Linked DNA regions of Homo sapiens: region 1 is linked to region 2. Evidence: chromatin contacts called from ENCODE Hi-C data. All regions are on one chromosome and are shown on one strand. Each heading gives the region's core, a stretch centred on a gene start or an enhancer-like site at or near the end of the contact. The rest is flanking DNA. Distances are from core to core; before and after follow the strand shown.

Evidence for each region. A loop is a pair of places that touch in the nucleus more often than their neighbours do.
Region 1: a map of A673 shows a loop between it and region 2 (4-fold over the local background). The contact joins the enhancer-like site here to the promoter of PRMT6 in region 2. A Hi-C loop is called at or near these places in 1 of 168 maps with a recorded cell type or tissue (A673) and 2 of 37 single-sample maps with no recorded cell type.

Annotation. Positions count from the first base shown.
Region 1 is chr1:107,261,020-107,266,100 of GRCh38, forward strand. All of the region lies in intron 2 of NTNG1 (netrin G1), which reads left to right. Among named protein-coding and RNA genes, the nearest start is that of NTNG1, 120 kb to the left of the region's middle. Within about 2 kb of position 1,917, at least 2 of the 41 ENCODE cell types and tissues checked have a DNase peak (open chromatin) inside an H3K27ac peak, as active enhancers do; they include A673, where a contact is called at or near this core.
Region 2 is chr1:107,053,609-107,059,018 of GRCh38, forward strand. PRMT6 (protein arginine methyltransferase 6) reads left to right here and starts at 3,066. Exons shown (of 1, transcript NM_018137.3): 1 at 3,066-5,410. The coding sequence starts at 3,108. The coding sequence ends at 4,235. RefSeq lists enhancers at 3,298-3,347, 3,368-3,507, 3,518-3,647, 3,658-3,867.

The DNA.
Region 1 (5,081 bases), core at 667-3,166, 210 kb after region 2:
AGTACATCTGAAGAGTTGTACAGTTATGATGGATCAGAGCCCAGAGAAGTAGGAGTGCTGTTGATATTACTCGTTCTTTAATTCATTCATTTTTAAAAATTATTTGTTCTTTAATTCATTGATCCAGCAAATGTTTACCAGGTCCTGGGTCCTGTGCCAGGTACTATACTAAGTACTGGAGATATGAAAATGAACAAGGTAGACATAATCCCTGCCTTCATGTAATGGATAGTCTAGTAGGGAATAAAGATGTTACACAAACATAAAAATGATTATTTAGTCACAACTATGATAAATGCTTTGTAAGCATCTAAGATTTTCTTAAAATACCAGACAACTTCCAGTAGCCAATTTGATAACAATAAGGGAATTTGTTAACATCAGGTGGAAAATGCTGGCAGTTAAAACTTTTTGTCTGCATGTTTCACAGGATTTAAAAAAAAAAAGCTCTTCAGAAGATTTTAAACATTATAATTAATATTTTACTTTCAAGCCTGTTGTTGATTTTAGAAGATAAATTTGCTATTTAAAAAGATAACTAGGGCCAGGAGCGGTGGCTCACGCCTGTAATCCCAGCACTTTGGGAGGCCGAGGCGGGCAGATCACGAGGCCAGGAGATCGAGACCATCCTGGCTAACACAGTGAAACCCCGTCTCTACTAAAAATACAAAAAATTAGCCGGGCGTGGTGGCGGGTGCCTGTAGTCCCAGCTACTCGGGAGGCTGAGGCGGGAGAATGGCGTGAACCCGGGAGGCGGAGCTTGCAGTGAGCTGAGATCGCACCACTGCACTCCAGCCTGGGCGACAGAGTGAGACTCCGTCTCAAAAAACAAAACAAAACAAAAAAAACGATAACAACTATATTATAAGACATCATTTGTGAATTCCACATTCTCATATGTAAGGTAAACACAAAGTTTGTATGAGGTTCTCTGTCCGGGCAATGTTAACTATTGAAAAATTACATTCTAGGAGTTTACTCTGATTGAGGAAAATAAGATACACCTTAAAATAACCACAAAACAAGAATATGAGCTAAGGCCCTTGGCAGTTAATGTACCTAAGTGCTGTTTACATATTTTGAAGCTAAACGTTACAAAGACTTTTTCTGATTTATATATTTACATTAAAAGTCTTTTACATTAAAAGTCTTATAAAGGTATTTTTCAAAGCCGTTACACATGTAGTAACACAATTAGTAAATCACATGAAATCTGAATGACTTTAGAAAGACAGGGACACATGAGTGGAGACTGGGAGGACGACTAGGTTCACTACTTAGGGAGGCCAGAATGGAGTCTTTTGTGGGTAATGAGGGCAGTTCAGGGAGAAGAGGGCAGTAGAAAAGGTATTTTGTCACAAAAGATTAAAATGTGTCAGGGAGACAAGCATAGAGATTTATTTTATTGTTATAAAACAGAATATAAAAGTAGGTTGGGGTCTAACTATTGTGGACTTCGAGTGATCAACGAAGGAGTTTATATTTTTTCTGATATTTTATGCCATTGAAGGTTTTAGGGCAAGGGATTGCCATGATCAAAGTAGAAGAATCAGTCTGGCTGCAGCCCACATAATCATGGTGACATAATAAATTGTAATGACTCAAAGCAGTAGCTGGAAATTGAGAAAGAAATACATGAATTAGAAGGTGTTGAAAATCGCTTATGTTGACTTGAGACAATGGTATTCATCTTTTCTGTGAGTGTATTTGTCTTCTGTTTAGAAAAAGACAAAGCAAATGAAAAACAATCTCTTCATTCACCTCCAGAAAGGGGTTGGGAAAGACAAATAAAGGGTTATTCATAATCTGTTGGTTACCCTCTGTTGGTAGTGGACAGAGATGAAACACTTTTTCGCTGGTGCACAACTTTATTCTTAGCCGTGAACATCTGTAATTAGATGAACCACCATAGTGATGACTGAATTGAGAAATCAGCCCATTAGAGGATCTGGTGGTAAAGGAATGGAAATCATTATCTAGCACAAATAATGCAAAGTTGGTCACTTACTCATGTGTGAGTTACTGTGCAAACAATTCTGATAAAAGAGGGGGGAATGCTATGGAATCAATATTGTCTTTATTGTGAAGAGGAATGAGAATGAACAAAACCCTGAAGCTTTGAAATGTGGTAAATCTCAATACATTTACTCTGAGAATGTGACTGCATCCCCACAGTTCTTCAGAGAAAGGATGTGTGGGTGTGAGAGTGAGTGGGTGTGTGGGAAAAGCTAATAACAGTTCTAGGTTAGCTTGCTTCCTTCCTTCCTTCCTTCCTTCCTTCCTTCCTTCCTTCCTTCCTTCCTTCTTTCCTTCCTTCCTTTTTTTCTTTTTTTTTCCTTTACAAAGCCTTTACAATAGCAGTTTTACACCTTTGAGGCCTTTGCTAATTTTTGAGACATTTTATACTCTTTCTATTTAGGCATTAATCAGGAAATTGGTCTTTTCAAAGTGTGAATCATGAATAGTGAATATGAAACATTTTAAGAATGTAGTAGGAAAGATATTAGCACTTTGGGGAGGTTGCTTAGTGGAGTGAGGGAGCTAATGAATACTCTGAGTTATCTAGCTCTTTTCATCTATGCTAATTAGCCTTAACAAGGCAAGTTAAAATAATTTCTTTCCTAGGCTTGTACAGTGTAACTTCCCACTTAGCATTTCTTGTCTCCTTACAAGCCTTATAACCTGAGGCAATCCCAGATATTCCCTTTGGGAAAGAAGTATTTGAGAGTTATGCTCACGGCACTTGCCTTTATTAATTTTATGAAAAAAATCCATTTTAACATTCATTTTCATATTTGAGTACCCAAGAATTTGAGGTTTGTATGTAACCATTGTTGGGATTTTGTTAAAAGAAATGTTATAGTACAATCCATCATGACCCAAACACATCTTGATGAAATGTTCTGAAGTTTCCTATCTTTAAAAAAAATGTATTATGCTATTTCTCTTATGGTTCTTATCATAGTTTGTTGAAACATTCCAAGGAATTATAGTTCTAAGCTACCTTGTATTTGACAGATGTCAGTAGATGACAGGAGATTAATCTATAGTCCTCTCTCTCTCTTGTTATTTGATTAAACAGATCCATGCCACCATCTTTCCTTCTTGCCTGTAGAATACACACACACACGCCCACAAACACACACACGCCCTTCTATTTTTCAGAATTCTTAGCCACACCCCCTCCCCTCACCACCACCGTTTTTCCACCCTGGTGCACATTTTTGTAGCCATTGCTCTTTAAGGTGACAGTGAGAGAGACTTCTTATCGATCATCTGACCTCCCACACAATTTGTTGGAGGTTGACACACTCCCTGCCATTTTTGCTTTGTGGAGGCTGAAAGGCCCATTCATTACAGGGATGGCTTTATTAAAGAAGCAACCCCCAAATTCAAGTGGATTAAGCCATCTGGCTACAGAGTGAAATCCTTCACAATCTTATGACAATCTATGTCCCCCATCCTTCCCTATGAAGTTAAAAGACTATATATAGATTTTCCTTTCATTTTTTATAAATGCTCCTTGGATTTTTCTATCATACTGCCCTCTATTCTCTGAGGATAATTCTTAGCCATAGCTCCTTGTGCTTATTTCTTTATAAATTGGCAGTTTTTAAAATGAAAATCATTTTGCATCTATTTAGATGATCTCAACATTTTCTCTGTTTACATTAGTTTAGGGCACCTTTGAGTCATTTCCTTTTCATTTCTTTTCCATTTAGCCTGGATGTTTGGCCCCATCTGTGGTTAGTGAGAACTGAGGCAGAAGCTGAGTCCACCCTTCAGTCACTCTGTACAGCTGTCCTTGGAAATTCCAGCCTTGAGGAAACATACATTCACACATAGCTTGTTTCCCCCGAAATAAAGGTTTTGATCAAATATGCAGGAAGGATGTTTTCTGTGACTTGGGTACAGTGGGAAGTTTTGCATATTGGCCTCTCTCACCTGCTGTTGAGCACCTTGGCTGTGTCTTTGTTCACCTCCCCCCGTCAGTGTTTTGCACAGCAGACACTAACAAGTATTTATTGAATGAATGAATGTGCAGATGAATGAAAGTAGCATGAAGGACTAATGCTGGTGTGGTGATTGTGTCTTGTTTTCTCATTGTTCCAATATTCTATCTCAGTTTCCTCTCTCAGGAGAATGCCTCTTTGAAGTCCCTGAAGAATTACAGAATAGTAGATGCTGATAAAAATTTATACCAAATCAGTAGGAGGATAAGGAAAGGAATGTAGAAGTATCTACAACTATACTTTGGTAAACTGTTACAAATTCACCCCTCCAGGCTCTATAAATTACTTTGCCAGAAAAAAAAAAAGGATTTTCTTTCATGACAATTCAAATACAGCACTTCTCCTTCCCTGATTTTAAGAGTTTGACAATGAATTAAAATGAGAGTCTGGAGGTAAGAGAACTTGCTGAAAGGGAGTCAACTAATAGTCAACTAACTATGATTAACAGAATATAAGCACTGAAAATTCTCCATTGTGAGTTAAGATTTGCAGGCCTGCAAGCCTAGTGACATAAATGTCATATGCAGATTCTAAAAAGCAATGAGTTCTATCTGTTAGGTGATTTAATTATGTTGACCCTTAGTTATTTTGAAATCACTTGTTTACAACTGGCTCTAAATCAGCTTTCTGTTAAATTTTCAGTATAAGAAATTGAAATTATAAGAATTATGGGTTTATACATGTAAGTTGTTTTAACATATTCAGTCATGTTCCTCTTTGGTGAGAAGTAGAAGAAATTATTTGTTTAAGAAATATATAGGAAAATAAAGCAGAGCTATGAATGCATAGCAAAGATGGGAGTACTCTCTCTGGTGGTCTGGTTGGCCTCCTACCAGGAGGTGAGTCTCTTTAATTCAATATCCAGTAATAATCAATGTATTTGAAAAGCACATCTGTACATAATGGACAAATTGAAAATGCTTCCATCTTCCTGCTCCTTGTCTCAGAAAAAAAGTCATCTTTTCAATCTTTGTGCTTTCTTTGCATTTTTTGGGCACAATTCTAATTGCACGCTAGTCACATTTTGGAGTCATTTTTAATTGCTTATCTTCTTCTTTTTCCTGGAAT
Region 2 (5,410 bases), core at 1,816-4,315:
CCCTTTCCTACTTAAAACATCTCACTGTGGTACAAAAGATCAGTAAAGAACTCCTTCTCTATATCAAATAAAAGGGCAGGAAAGGAAAGTGCCACAGACCTTTTTTAATCTGCTCTAGGGATAATGTTTGGTGCTTACCACTATTCTATCTAGAAGCATTAACAGTATTTAAAATTTATACTATTCTCATTTCTGGGAGCATTCCACATTCTATCTATATCTGGATCTATCTCAGAGTTTACCAAGTCACATTGTCACATTGAACTAATGAAGCAAAACTCTCTACATCCACAATAGACTTTGTTCAAGACTATTTATTGAGCACTTTCTATGTGCCAGCTTCTGTTGTAGTGCTAAGGACTGCAATAGTGGGAATACAAAAGTCCAAGTCTCCTGGAGTTGATATTGTATAGAAAACAAATAAATTAATTAAATACATACAGATAATAATGAATGCTGGGAGGGAACAAAATAGTGTCTTGGGTTTGAAAATATTATTTAAGGAAGCCAGGAAAGGCCTTTTTCATGAGGTAACATTTAAGTTGAGACATGAAGGATGAGAAGCCACTAAAGTGAAGTGCTAAGGAGAAAAACAATTTTCTCAGCACCAGAAGAGTATGCATGACGACCTGACACAGGAAAGAAATGTGTTATTAGAAACCAGTATATCTTGAGCCCAATGAAGAGTTGGGAAAAATGGTATGAGATGAGATGGGAAGTTACCTGAAGTTACTGAATTGTTCCATTAACTAACACGGGAAGTTACTGAAGAATGACATGGCCCAATGGGTTTTATAAAAGCTTATTCTTTCAGCTATGTAGAGAAGGGATTAGATAGGGTTGAGATTAGAAGCTGAGCGATCCCTTAGGAGACTAATTTTCAGGCAAGTCAATATGGAAGATTAGACTAGGGTGTTGACAATAGAAATGGAGAAAAGCAGATGGATTCAAGATATATTTTGGAGGTAGAACCAGTGAAACTTATATTCAGAATTTTCTTAAAAGAGACCATAAGGAAGTGAATTGAAAATTGGGTGAAGGAATGAATGTATTTAAAAGGAAAAGGTGACATTTTGAGGAAAGAAAGAATGGCAAAAGTATACACTAAGTAACAACCTATTAATAAAAGTAACATATTAAAGTGGTCACATTTACAACTCTAATCTGATGTCCTACACTGGGCCTCAATTATCTTAAAATAAGATATTAAACCAAGGCAGAAAAAGAGAAGAAATACTTCAAGGTTTTTAGCCTTAAATGGTTGAGCCCAGGCCACTGAAAAAAATACAATTTACCCAATTAAAATAACGAAGCAAGATTTAACTAAGATCATTTTAGTGAGAAACAGTTGTTCTCACCCTGGCTGCCCATTAGAATTCCCTGGGGAGCTTTTAAAAACTAGAAGCCCAGGTTCCACTGGAGTGATTCCGATTTAATTGGTCTGAGGTAGACCCAGGCATCGGTATTTTTTAAAAAGCTCCTTAGAGAATTCTAATAAGCAGCCAGGATGGAGAGTCTTGAGTTAGAAGTAGAGTACAGCTAAGGATGCCATATCAATAAACCTATTCTGCTAATGAAAGATTAATAGAGAAAATAGGATGAAAGAACTTTGATCCCAGACAAGGAATACAGGCCTATTGGTTACAAGGACATAATTCAAGACCACAAGAAAATAAAAATCCATTTTACTCTGAGTGACTTTTTTTTCAAGCTGGCAGAAAATGGCATTATGCCCACCTTGTTAATAACACGGACACCCATACAGATGCCACACATATTTAAAAACATATTTTATTTCCATTATGGACAACAAAAAGAGAGTAACAGCTGATGGTTGACTACAAGAAAAATATAAGAGAAAGAGGAGAGTGTCAATATTGCCCGGACAAGAAAACACAGGAAAAAATGAATTGCATTGAGAAAGTGATTAAAAGAAATTGATTCCGTTATTTCTGAGAGAAAAAAACGCATATATATATAGAATACACCTAGCAACGAGTTTGCTTGTATCACATGGCTCTTGAGTCTGCACTTTTCAGGATTTAACTCTTAAGAGAGCCACAGAATTATCAGAGCAGAGCCGAAAGCCAAGTAACTATTCTTCTAAGTAGAACCAGAAACCTAGTTCTTCCCCAACTGCAATGAAGATTCGCTGGTGGGTGAATGGGCAACTAAAGGCCAGAGAAGTTCTATTATTTGCCCTAAATCACTCAACTAATTAGTGGTCATACTGGAATCAGAACCAAGATTTTGCATTGTTAGGTTTTAATTTTGTTACATTTGCACTCTAACTGCACTGAAAACAGAAAAAAGAAATGCGTAGTGCAGTTTCTAAATTGCCACAGCTGGAGCACTTTAAGAGCTACAATTGTCCAGTTAAGGCGGTAGTGGGTGGATGGTGCTGCCATGTTAATTCGGTGGAATAAAACCAGAGGTGAGTTAGGCCGGGCGCGGTGGCTCACGCTTGTAATCCCAGCACTTTGGGAGGCCGAGGTGGGCGGATCACCTGAGGTCGCGAGTTTGAGACCAGCCTGACCAACAGGGAGAAACCCCGTCTACCAAAAATACAAAATTAGCCGGCCCTGGTGGCATGCGCCCGTAATCCCAGCAACTCGGGAGGCTGAGGCAGGAGAATCGCTTGAACCCAGGAGGCGGAGGTTGCGGTGAGCGGAGATCGCGCCATTGCACTCCAGCCTGGGAAACAAGAGCGAAACTCCCTCTCAAAAAAAACAAAAAACAGAAAAACAAACAAAAAAAACAGAGGTGAGTTCAGCAGAAGAAACAAAGGTGGATTATTAGTCTTAAGTGTGCGTGCCTACTTCAGGAAGGGAGTGAAAGCAAAAAACTGAGGAGCTAAGGGTGGGAGGGGGAATGAAAGGATCTCAGAATGTGGGCGTCGTGGGTGGGAAAAGGGATGCCAGGACACCAGAAGAGCAATACAAAACAGCTCCCGTGAGCAGGCACAGGAGACCTTCCGCGCCGCCGGCCGGGCGACCCCGCAGGAAGTAGGAAGGACGAGCGCGCACTACAAGTCCCAGAAGCCCCCGTTTCCTGGAGCCCGCGCCGTGCCGCGCTACGCCCGCCGGGAGCCGGGCAGAGCGGCCAAGATGTCGCAGCCCAAGAAAAGAAAGCTTGAGTCGGGGGGCGGCGGCGAAGGAGGGGAGGGAACTGAAGAGGAAGATGGCGCGGAGCGGGAGGCGGCCCTGGAGCGACCCCGGAGGACTAAGCGGGAACGGGACCAGCTGTACTACGAGTGCTACTCGGACGTTTCGGTCCACGAGGAGATGATCGCGGACCGCGTCCGCACCGATGCCTACCGCCTGGGTATCCTTCGGAACTGGGCAGCACTGCGAGGCAAGACGGTACTGGACGTGGGCGCGGGCACCGGCATTCTGAGCATCTTCTGTGCCCAGGCCGGGGCCCGGCGCGTGTACGCGGTAGAGGCCAGCGCCATCTGGCAACAGGCCCGGGAGGTGGTGCGGTTCAACGGGCTGGAGGACCGGGTGCACGTCCTGCCGGGACCAGTGGAGACTGTAGAGTTGCCGGAACAGGTGGATGCCATCGTGAGCGAGTGGATGGGCTACGGACTCCTGCACGAGTCCATGCTGAGCTCCGTCCTCCACGCGCGAACCAAGTGGCTGAAGGAGGGCGGTCTTCTCCTGCCGGCCTCCGCCGAGCTCTTCATAGCCCCCATCAGCGACCAGATGCTGGAATGGCGCCTGGGCTTCTGGAGCCAGGTGAAGCAGCACTATGGTGTGGACATGAGCTGCCTGGAGGGCTTCGCCACGCGCTGTCTCATGGGCCACTCGGAGATCGTTGTGCAGGGATTGTCCGGCGAGGACGTGCTGGCCCGGCCGCAGCGCTTTGCTCAGCTAGAGCTCTCCCGCGCCGGCTTGGAGCAGGAGCTGGAGGCCGGAGTGGGCGGGCGCTTCCGCTGCAGCTGCTATGGCTCGGCGCCCATGCATGGCTTTGCCATCTGGTTCCAGGTGACCTTCCCTGGAGGGGAGTCGGAGAAACCCCTGGTGCTGTCCACCTCGCCTTTTCACCCGGCCACTCACTGGAAACAGGCGCTCCTCTACCTGAACGAGCCGGTGCAAGTGGAGCAAGACACGGACGTTTCAGGAGAGATCACGCTGCTGCCCTCCCGGGACAACCCCCGTCGCCTGCGCGTGCTGCTGCGCTACAAAGTGGGAGACCAGGAGGAGAAGACCAAAGACTTTGCCATGGAGGACTGAGCGTTGCCTTTTCTCCCAGCTACCTCCCAAAGCAGCCTGACCTGCGTGGGAGAGGCGTAGCGAGGTCGGAGGGGAAAGGGAGATCCCACGTGCAAGTAGGGGGAATATCTCCCCCTTTTCCCTCATAGCCTCTAGGGAGGGAGAGTGACTTCATTCTCCATTTGAAGAGATTCTTCTGGTGATGTTTACTTAAAAAGTGATCCCCCTCAACAACGGATACAGCGTGCTTATTATTGGGCATTTAGCCTCAAAAGCATGTAGTACCAAGCACTTGTATTTCCGTATATTTTGTTTCGCGGGGGAGTGAGGGGGAAGAACACGGATGAAAATGTCAGTTTTTGAAGGGTCCATGCACATCCCTGACACCTCACACCTTATCTAAGTCTGAAGCTGGGGAGAAAGGGGTTCATTTAGACTTCATACATTTCCAGTACGACTTTAGTATCTCTCCAGAGCCATATTTTCTCAGTCCGAATTAATTCCCCCTCCCTAGGTGCCTGTAGGCTATGGTACTTCTTCCTCATTGTTTTCTAGGTAAACTTCACTACTGGTAATTAAGGGGAAGGATATGAGGAAGCAGTTTAAATAGCCCTGTTCTCATTACTCTGACCACATACATCATAGGGTGCTAAAGTTGATGAACACATTAATCCGTTAAGTAAAATGGACTTTGTAATTGTACAGCATACCTAAGAAACTCAGAAGGTGCATTTAAGAGAGAGACCTGAAAGAAATAGTATGGATTTTTAAAAATTCTTGTCTCTACTATTATAACCAAAAAATATTTCTTGTATGTCCCATAAAAATATTTGTGTAATTCTTATGAAACAGGCTGGTAGAGGAGGTTTCTGAGCCTAGCCCAAGGGCTTATTCATCACCATGGGTAAATTATTTAAACTCACTTAATTAAGGAAAATATTTTCCCAGCTAGAAAAGTATACTCATTCTCATTTAAACTCTCTCATTTGGAGGGATCATGTGAGTTGGCCTACTTACAAGTAGTGAAAGTTCCCTTTTCAGTTTTGTTTTGTTTTGTTTTGTTTTTCTCTTTCACTCAGCCAAATGTGAAAGTTGTGAATTTAGGAAAATCACTTGTAATGAAGTGTGAATCTTGTTATCAAATTTATTTCTCTGATGTTTCCTTCCTTATCCTTGTAGCCAATAAAACATTGACA